Regions from separate parts of the Homo sapiens genome. Here region 2 is linked to region 1. The links are chromatin loops, found by intact Hi-C in ENCODE. Cell type or tissue: IMR-90. All regions are shown on one strand. Links, peaks and the distances in the headings refer to the core of each region. The heading gives the core; the rest is flanking DNA.

Region 1 (5,379 bases), core at 248-5,247:
TGTGGAAAGCAAGCCACTGGTTGAAGGAAGACTGATTCTGGTGGTATAAGTATAAAGAACTTAACCTCAAGCTGGGGGCTCCCATTGATGTGACCCAAGAATCAATTTCAAATAAAGGGGAGTGCTGAACTTGCTTTCAAGATAGTATTAATATTTACAGACACATCTCAAAAGAAGACATACAAGCGGCCAACAAACATGAAAAAATGCTCAACATCACTATTCATCAGAGAAATGCAAATCAAAACCACAGTGAGATACTGTCTCATGGCAGTCAGAATGGCTATTATTAGGCCATTTATGCCTAGTGTTCCATTATTGGAACGCTAAGCTTGTGGAAGTTGTTTATATCCTACAGCTCAAGGTCATTGCCCAACGTCTAGTTTAAAAAAAAAAAAGAGCAATCTCCAGCATAAATAGGTTAAAAAGTAAAAACTAAAACAAAAACAAAAAAAAAAAAGCAAACAGATGTTGGCAAGGCTGCAGAGAAAAGGGGAGGCTTATACACAGTTGGTGGGAATGAAAATTAAATCAGCCAGTGTGGAAAGCAGTTTGGAGATATCTCAAAGAACTTAGAACAACCATTCAACCCAGCAGTAATTCCATTACTGGCTATATATCCAAAGGAAAACAAATCATTCTACCACAAAGACCCCTGCCCTTGTATGTTCATCACAGTACTACTCACAGTAGCAAAGACATGGAATCAATCTAGGTGCCCATCAATGGTGAACGGGATAAAGAAAATGGTACATATACACCAAGGAGTACTACAAAACCATGAAAAGTATGAAATCATGTCCTTTGCAGCAACATGGTTGCAGCTAGAGGCCATTATCCTAAGTGAATTAACACAGAAACAGAAAAATACCAAATATTCTCATTTATAAGTGGTAGCTAAACACTGGGTACACATGAGGCCGGGCGCGGTGGCTCATACCTGTAATCCCAGCACTTTGGGAGGCCGAGGTGGGTGGATCACCAGGTCAGGAGTTCAAGACCAGCCTGACCAATATGGTGAAACTCCGTCTCTACTAAAAATACAAAAATCGGCCGGATGTGGTGGCAGGCACCTGTAATCCCAGCTACTCAGGAGGCTGAGGCAGGAGAATCGCTTGAACCCAGGAGGCAGAGGTTGCAGTGAGCCGAGATTGCTCCACTGCACTCCAGTCTGGGTGACAGAGCGAGACTGTCTCAAAAACAAACAAACAAACAAACAAACAAACAGAAACGTTGGGTACACATGGACATAAAGGCGGGAACAATAGACATCTACCAGAGGGACTACTAGATGGGGAGGGACATACAGAGGTAAGGACTGAAAAACTACCTATTGGGTACTATGCTCACTACCTGGGTGCCGGGATCAATCATACCCCAAACCTCAGCATCATGCAATAGGCCCATGTGACAAACCTACATATGTGCCCTTGAGTCTAAAATAAAAAGTAAAATAAAAAATAGATAAAGTGGAACAACATCCCCCCAATTTTTTTCATTAAAATGAAATATAATTATTTCACGAATTGGCTATATATATATATATATATTTTTTTTTTTAAATATACTTTTTTTTTTAAAGAAGTAAGCCTTTATTTTCTTGTTTTGCAAATAAAGCTGGCTGATTTAGTTGCTTTTTGGTGATTAGTCAAAGAGACCAAATCCTGTATCCTCATCCAATTCCTCTAACTCTTCCTTGGCTTCAATCTTAGCTGAGGCTGCAGCAGCAGAAGGAGCAGCTGTGGTGGCAGTGGCCACAGGGGTAGCAGCCGCAAAGGCATATGGATCAACCAAGAACACCTTGAACTTTCCAGCAAGTGGGAAGGTGTAATCAGTCTCCACAGACAAAGCCAGGACTCATTTGTACCCACTGATGGTAGAATGGGGTACGGAGGCAACAGCTGGATAACCAATCTGCAGACAGACATTGGCAATGTTGCGGACACCCTCCAGGAAGTGAGGATTCAGAATTTCCTCTGTGATGTCAAGCACTTCAGTATTGTAGATGCTGCCATTGTCAAACACCTGCTGGATGACCAGCCCAAAGGAGAAGGGAGAGATGTTCCGCATGTTCAGCAGTGTGGCTTCGCTGGCTCCCACTTTGACTCCAGTCTTGATCAGCTGCACATCACTCAGGATTTCAGTGGTGCCCAAAGGTTTTAGTGATGATGCCTAAAGCCTGGAAAAAGGAGGTCTTCTCAGCCTGTAATCCCAGCACTTTGGGATGCCGAGACGGGCAGATCACCTGAGGTCATAAGTTCGAGACCAACCTGACCAACATGGAGAAACCCCATCTCTACTAAAAATACAAAAAAAAAAAAAAAAAATTATCCAGGTGTGGTGGCACATGCCTGTAATCCCAGCTACTCAGGAGGCTGAGGCAGGAGAATCGCTTGAACCTGGGAGACAGAGGTTGTGGTAAGCCAAGATCGTGCCATTGCACTCCAGCCTGGGCAACAACAGGGAAACTCCATCTCAAAAAAATAAAAAAGGAGGTCTTCTCAAGGATGGCCTGGCACAGTGACATCACATGGGGCAATGGCACCAGCACAGGTGGCTCCTGGCACCTTACTGGCTACCAGCATGTCCCTGATCTCAGTGAGGTCCTCCTTGGTGAACACAAAGCCCACATTTCCCTGGATACGAGGCAACAGTTTCTCCAGAGCTCGGCTGTTTTCCAGGTGCCCTTGGATGGCCTTGAGCATCATGGTTTCTTGCCCATCAGCACCATGGCCTTCCCTCGGAGGGACTTGAGGATCTGCTGCATCTGCTTGGAGCCCAGATTGTCTGCTCCCACCATGAAACATTTCGGATAACCATCCAAAAGCTGGATGATCTTAAGGAAGTAGTTGGACTTCCAGGTCACCCTGTCTTCCGTGGGCATCACGACGGTGCGTCAGGGATTGCCACATAGGATTTAAAGACGATGTCACTCCTGCGAGGACACCTGGTGAGAGAAAAAAAGATACTGTTTACAGGTGACAATAGCTCTCATAGCCTAGCTCCTGATGCTGAGTGCGAAGATTCTAGAGCCCAGTGAAATATCCTTTAGTGCTCCAAGAGCTATTGCCACCTGTAATTACCTGGGAGGACAAGAGATGGCGCTGTGAGCTCAATAGAAAGAGAAGACAGCAGGCCCTGAGCCATCTCCCAGCTGATCAAAGGCCACCAAAATGCAACGCCTGGGATTTTTCTGATTTCCTTCTTCATTGCTTTAGAGGCTTTCCCAAACCCCAAATAAATGCCGATACCAGAGTACATAACTACATAGAGAATTGTTTTCTTCTCATCCTCAGGAGGGACTCAGCTCCCAAACATACATGACATGAAACTGCAAGGAAAACTGGGCAAGCCCTGTGAGTTTCCAGTTTTGCTGGAAAGGGGACTAGCAGGGATTGGGGGTTCTTTGGAAAGCTGTGACTGTCATAAACAATAGCCTGGCGTAAATGACAGAATTGGGTATGGGTGAGCGAGAGAAAAACAGATGAACCAAAACAAAAAGCAAACAACAGTAATTGGCACCATACATCATTGCTGAGCTCTTGGGAGGATCTAAATCTGCTTTTCTGCTAGGAACACATTTGTATCACTTTGTCCAGCTGTTCACAGAAAATCGCATCACTTTGACCATAGGATCACTCCATTTAAAACTCTTCTGTGACAAAAATCTCATCCAGCCTCAGTCCTTTTATCAGTTTTTCAGTCACATTTTCTTTCTTTCTGCCATGTTAGGGACAGAGATGCTCCCTTGGAAAAAGGAAAGCGATAACTTTTCTGAGATAGGGTAGAAAGTAAGATGATGAAGGAAGAATGAGCCAATTTCAGATCTGAGGTGGTGCCAACTCTTGATGGGCTTCATGTGCAATTCATGTGAATTACGATTAGATGTTTACTCACAAGAGGCTCTCCTGCCCCAGGCATATTTTAACTATAATCCTAATTTCCACCTTCACCCTCTTACCCCAGACTGATTAGCATGCTTATCAAAATAAACATAATTAGGAAGATGAAGCCATAAGGCCAAACACATTAAATAATGCTTTCATATAATTTACAGCAATGCTTCAGAACAAGCTTTCTGCCACGTCATTGTGATCAAGAGATTTGTGTGATGAAGAAATATTTGTATCCCCGAAGGAAGACCTTGGCATCCCATTTCTCTGGTAGGCAGGTTACAAAAAGAAGAAGAAAAAAAAATGGATAGATGAAAGAAGGATCTACTGATTAAGCTGGCATTTAGACTAGGAATTTTCTGGGTTAATTAACATTTTCATAACACAAATTGCTTTAATTTTTTAAACTTATTTGAAGCCAGGCTTAGTGGCACATGGTGGTAGTCCCAGCTACTTGGGAGGCTGAGGTGGGAGGATGACTTGAGCCCAAGAGTTTGAGGCTGCCGTGAGCTGTAATTGCTCCACTGCACTCCAGCCTGGGGGATAGAGCAAGACCCTGTCTCAAAACAAAACAGAATGAAAAAACGAAACAAAGCAAAACAAAAAGCAACTTATTTGCAATCAAGTTTTGGAGCATTTTGAGAGTGGGTCTAGTTCTCTAGAATGGTCCCTCTGATGATGCCCAACTTCTTTTTAACAACCTTCCCAGAAATGAATTCCTTCATTAAGGCAAACCAGTTTCTGCTTTTCCTGTTCTCGTGGCAGCAGGGAGCATCTGGTTGCCATTCTCTTGGTACATCTGAAGAACCAGCATTAAATTGCCACATAGTTGCTCATCTCCTAGCAAAACAGCCCATTCATTCTCTCTGACCTTCCTCAGAAAGCTTGTTCTCCAAGCCTTTAATCCTGAAGTTGTTTTCGTGAGTTTAGAGCCTTGTCCAAGTTTTTCACACCCTCTTAAATTGCATGACTTTAAACTGGGCTCAGCATTTCAGTGAGTTTAGAGTTCTAAGGAAAGAACTTTTAGAAGGGTAAGCTGCATTTTCCTCTATTGCACTGCTAGCCCTCCAGTCACACAACTGGCAATACTCTCTGTGATGAGCCATGTTCTGAGTTTATACTGGGGAGACTAGAAATCAGGGCATCCTTTTACTTCTTGTGGGAAAATCCCCACTAAGCCACGGAAAGCTAATATCCTCATTCTCTCTCAGAAGGGCAGGGAAAATTTATTTTTTTGTTTTGGTACCCAGGAAAAAATTGTCCCAAATATGGAAACAGTTAGGCATTTTTGGAAATCCTGCAGAACTATTTGTTATGCTGAGATTTAGGAAAATTTTGGGAATGGAAAACAATGTAGCAATCACTGCTTCCAAAAAAGAAAACTTGGGATTCATATGACCCTGGTCTCCTATTCACTGTCTTGCATTCAAGGTACTTTCAGCAACTTGCCACAGATAGGGCGCTTTTTTAAAATCTAACTTTTATT
Region 2 (5,379 bases), core at 279-5,278, 310 kb after region 1:
CTGTGGGCAGTTGGCCCCACAAACATGGAAAGTGTGAGGACAGAGGGGATGTGGGTGGGTTCCCAATAGTGTCTGCTGCAAGCATCTCCTTGTAACTTAATGTCCACTTCATCCACGTGTCGCATGTACTCTTCTGTGCCATTTTAAGGGGAGCTACCTTTTCCTGATCTGCCCACTGATTAGAAAATAGCCAAGTTTAACATACAGCCAACATGAGTTATAGCTGAAGACAGCAGTGAATATGATGACAAGAGAAGATCCATTAACAAACAATTGATTTAGAATTCTGTTTATAGTTATTTTATGAATGGCTTGTTCTTGGCTCACTGCAACCTCTGCCTCCCAAGTTCAAGTGATCCTTCGGCCACAGCCTCCCAAGTAGCTAGAATTACAGGCACGTGCGTCGTCACACCCGGCTAATTTTTGTAATTTTAGTAGAGATGGGGTTTCACCAGGTTGGCCAGGCTGGTCTTGAACTCCTAACTTCAAGTGATCTGCCAGCCTCGGCCTCCCAGAGTGTTGGGATTACAGGAGTGAGCCACTGTGCCCAGCCAGCTTTGTTCTCTTAATCATTACTTTAACATCAAAATGTGTGTAAAAACTGACTGAATACTGTGCCTGCTATGGGGGTGGAAACAAAGTGTTGATTAACACTGTTTTATGCCCCAGTCCACAATGTATCATCTCCTTCTTTCTCAGGACACTCACCAAGGGCCTAGGAATGGGTGCAAGTTTCCTCCGCCCCCAACTTCCCAGAGAATTGCCCAGCTGGGTTCAGAACCACGGACAGTGACATAGGAGACAGCACACCCCTGTGCCCAACAATTCTGGACATAATGATCTTGTGACAGATCCCTCTTTTGATCTTGGGAATCCCCAGCCCCCTTGACCATGTTTGTTGAATGTTCAGGAAAATGTTCATTATCTCTTCCAAACTCAAGGAGTGAGACTTTCAGTAGTTGTGGCTCTGAACCCCCTTCCAGCCTAACTGCTAATGGCCAGTGGAGAAACTCGGTGCTCTGAAAACTTGCTGCTTTGTGTCCTCACTGCTAGTGGCATCTGGTTTTAAGTGGTGCTTATAAATGAGTCTAGGAAGAAAGGGATAGAACTGACTGATGGCTTTGTCAAATCAATTTAGACACCCTTAGGCTTAAAATGTGGCTTCCATATGACTTCGGGTCCAATGATGCTGGCAGATGAAAATGAGATGGAGAGTCAGTGAGCTCTGGCTTAAGCTGTACTTACATTTATGTAGTGCCTTCATGACTTGATATCCTTTATATGTTACTAAATGAATTTTTATCTGAAACAGAGCCAAAATTGCCATCATGGAGGCTTATCCTTGTGAGCATGCATAGAAACAGGTGAAAAGTTCTTCTCCCCCAGTTAAAGGGAACTTGGACCCCAAGGTAGCTAAATAGAATATTCCAGGAATGCCAAATACCCAGGATTCCTTACAAATAACAACAGTGTAAAGGCACAACTTGTTCATGGGTGAATCAATAAAAGCCAGTTTGATGCCCTGTTCTTAGCTTCTTTTTCTCAAAAGGGCTTTAGCAATGTTGTCTACACCCATTTTTCAAAAATGAGAAAATAGAAGCACAGAAGTCAAAAATAACTTGTGTAGTACCAGAATTCCACCTCCAATGACCTGTCCCACCTGCTGTGCCACACTAAGAAGTGTGCACTCTTAGCTTCCATGCTTCTATATTGTGTGGTTTAAGGGAAACTGCAAGGAAGAAGAAGTGATATACAAGTGATCTGGCTGGCCCTGGGGAGCTTAATCAGTATTTGGTTTATTTTAAGATAACCTGAACTGGAGATAGTGATAAGAAAGGTTACCCGGTGTTTTCCAAGGAAGAGCTGAGTGGAAAGTTGAATTTGGACAAAGGCTCTATCTATCCTGGCAGAGAGTGGTGTGGACAGCTTGCAGACACTCACCTGTGTGTTGTGTGTTTGCTGTGATGTTCTGGCCGCTGTGCAGGTGATCTTACACTCCTGCCACATTCTGCCTTCCAAGAGTCTGAAGTCTCAGGAACTAGGTCATGTTGTAAAAACCAATTAAATAGAAACTTAGTTAGCAAGCCAGGAAGGTCCGTGGTAATGAGCCAAATCATCTCCTAAGAAGAGAAACAGACCCTGAAGATGAGTCATAACAGGAGGTAAACAAAGATAAACTGCAGTGACCCCCTGGACTTTCCTTTTCAGCACAGATTGTTTTGCCCCTATCAGTGGAATGTTAATGACTCACGTCCATCCACGAGGTCCTGTTGCAACAACAAACACTGGCAGCTACTATCGGCCACTTGACATATTTGCTGGCCCTTCTCATTTTCACTGGCTCTTTCTTATCCCCCAGCCTTAATGAAAAGTTGCAGATACTTGCATTCCTAGCAAGGAAGAAAAAGTAGAGGTCTTTTTGAAGAGGAAAGTCTGTGTCCTTGTCCCCTTTCCTTGGCATCATGGTATCTATGTATAAGGACAACTTTGCTCTCCAGAGTTGATAAGAAAAAAAAAAACAAACTGTAATCCCAGCACTTTGGGAGGCTGAGGCGGGTGGATCACTTGAGGTCAGGAGTTTGAGACCAGACTGGCCAACATGGCAAGACCCCATCTCTACTAAAAATACAAAAGTTAGCTGGGCGTGGTGGGACATGCATGCAATCCCAGTTATTCAGGAGGCTGGAGCAAAAGAATCGCTTGAACCCAGGAGGCGGAGGTTTCAGTGAGCAGAGATCGCACCACTGCACTCCAGCCTGGCGACAGAGTGAGACTCCATCTCAAAAAAATAAAAGTAAAAGCACAAATGTTGCTTGAGCATCAAAATAGGGCAAGCACAGTTCTTCAGCTTTACTTGGATTACCCCTTTTGTCCTCTCCTCAAACCTGTAAAGTAGATCCTCTTACTATGCCCATTTTGCAGATAAGAAAACTGAGGTTCGGGGAGATTAACTTCTTGAAGTCATAGCTGGAAAGTGGCAGAGGCAGGAAATGAACCAAGGTAGCCTGACACCTCAGCCTGTCTCCTCTGCTGCCTCCTCCCCTGCCTATCTCTAAAGATGACTTTATGAGAGTTAGAGGGGAGCAACATAGAGCCAGCAGAGCTTTTAAGGTAGTGTTTATTGCCCCAAAATAATTTTTCTTACTATTTAATTAATTTTCATCAAACTTAAGGATTACTTTGGACTTGTGACAATCCAGGTGAACTGCTGCTCAAAGATAGACTCAAAATATCGTGCGTTTCAGGTCTCAGAAACTTGGAACATAGTAACTCTGAGAAGACATGAGCAGAGGAGAATCTCAACCCAGATTTGGAAATGATACCATTTATGGACACATTGCAGCTGAAGGCCATGCTTAGGAGAAGTGGCCCCCCTCCTGGGTGTAGAGACAGTGCTTAGTACATGCCTGGCACATAGTAGGCATTTAATAAATAGATGCTATTTTTAAGACTCATTGTGTTTATGCCTGAACAATTGCTCTTCAAATAAAACATGACTGTTATTTGTGTAGCTACAATGCCAGCTAGCAAACTTTACAGACAGATGTGTGGCTCAGCGCAAAGAACGTGTAGGTTGCAACCGTGTACATTTTCTACTCTGGGCCTCATTCTAGTTCTCCTCTTTCTTCCTACCCTTCTTGTTGTTGCACCTCTGCACTTCTTACTTCTGTTCCCTTGTGTTTTATGTATTACTTTACATATCCTTATATCATCTTTGGAGATAGCTAAACATGCATAAATTTAAAAAGTAAAATAAACATCAGAGCTTCCTGCTTCTCAGCTTTGCAAACATAAAAGTAAAACCATGTGTGTCGGAACCTGGCCCCTTGGGTTATTGTAATTCTAGGCGTAAAGTGAGCTAGGATCAGGAAACTCAGAAATCGGAATTATAGAGGTTTATTGATGACCACTGAAAAACCTAAGGAATTGTGGCCAAAAAAAAACTTAAAATGTGTCTGCTGAAACTGATGACTTCTCCTTGATGTTTTAGTGATTGGAAAGGCATTCTGTGTCGTGGCAAAGGGTACTCTGGGGCAAGGATGAAGTGTTTGCTCTTTAAAGTCAGCAGATGCCGCTTAGATTAGAATTGTAGCCTCCTTTTTTTTTTTTTTTTCAAGGAAAGGAAAGAAAAAAAAAAAAACAGGAGAGCATGCCTAAATTCCCCAAAGGAAGTCTGTATTCCATAGAAAACAAACACCCCGCCAGCAGCTACCCTCACACGCACAGGGCTCCAACCTCGGAGTCTGGGCCAGCCGAAAATGTCAGGGTGGCTTTCCAAGTCAGACTAGCTTGTGAGATTGCTGGTGTTGGCTGCATGGAAGGCTGAACTGCAGGAAAACAAAGTGCCAGATTAAAGCAGAGTGACAGCCGCTCTCAAAATGACTCACTGGGAGGGCCACGTGCGGATGGAGGAGCCGTGTCAGGGGCGCTACCAAGAGTCCAGGCATGGCAGTCAGCACTTATTAAACGCCACTGATTTAGCATCAGTGTATTGGATACGGTAAAAGATTCAGGTCCAGCATCTTTGAGCCTCAATTTTCGTATCGGTAATATGGGATCCGTAACTGTTTGGGATGAGGCTTTGTAATCTAAATGTTGCTATGTAAAAGATGCAGAATTGGTCCCTCCCTTGAAGGGCTTATGAACTGACTTTACAAATTTGCGATAGGCATATGGTGTGGTGTATATGAGGGTTCATTGGAAAGGATAGTAAAGCCACGGCCCCATGCAAGATGGTGATGATACTGCTGTTCTCGTTGTGGCTACTGGGGTCCCTGCAGGCTGAACTGCATATCAGCAGAGCTGTGCAAGTCCCCTGTTCCTCCAGTAGCTAGCCCGTGATGGCCCAAGTGTGGCATAGGGGGTCTTCTCTCCCCCTGCTTCCTGGGAGACAGCCGGGCATAACAGAAGGAGCACAGGCTTGGAGCCAGTCAGACATGAGTCTGAACTCCAGCACTGAGCCCCCATTTCCATGTCTCTAATATGAGGTACAAAGCACTACTTGAGATAAGCCCTCTAATGTTACCATTGCCAGGCCCGTCCCCGTTTTCTCTAAAGTGTAGCCATTGCTAATTTTCAGGATAGCCAGAAGCTATCTTCTCTGTCACCTCGAGATTCATGGGCTATCTCTGCCACCAAAAGTTCCCACCCAGCAGATCACCCCTGTCTTCCTTGATGGAACTAGGAGCTGGCCACCTGTCCTGCCACCTGCCTCCAGACTTACCTGACTGTGGTGTCGGAAGTTCCACACTGAAGTTAGGCCTGAGCAGCCTGAGAAATTGCCACAAAGGAAGTATACAGTTGAAAAGCGTCCTTTCCTGGACAGCCAGACAAGAGAGACACCTCAGTACCTGGACTTGTCCCTCCTTTGGGGCCTGG

The links. A loop is a pair of places that touch in the nucleus more often than their neighbours do. Peaks named below come from ENCODE experiments on the same cell type or tissue, not always from the same donor. Only the 100,000 strongest peaks of a DNase experiment are listed, where the experiment ranks them.
Region 2: a loop joins it to region 1, with 7 times the contacts of the local background. A loop is called at or near these places in 2 of 110 quality-filtered maps.

The regions. Positions count from the first base shown.
Region 1 is chr18:59,821,530-59,826,908 of GRCh38, reverse strand. It overlaps the pseudogene RPLP0P12. Among named protein-coding and RNA genes, the nearest start is that of PMAIP1, 76 kb to the left of the region's middle. In IMR-90, for the core only: a CTCF peak has its summit at 3,093; a DNase peak (open chromatin) is centred at 3,108.
Region 2 is chr18:59,513,381-59,518,759 of GRCh38, reverse strand. All of the region lies in intron 2 of CCBE1 (collagen and calcium binding EGF domains 1), which reads left to right. Among named protein-coding and RNA genes, the nearest start is that of LMAN1, 160 kb to the right of the region's middle. In IMR-90, for the core only: no CTCF peak of the experiment used is centred there; DNase peaks (open chromatin) are centred at 2,239 and 4,299; H3K27ac peaks cover 2,578 bases.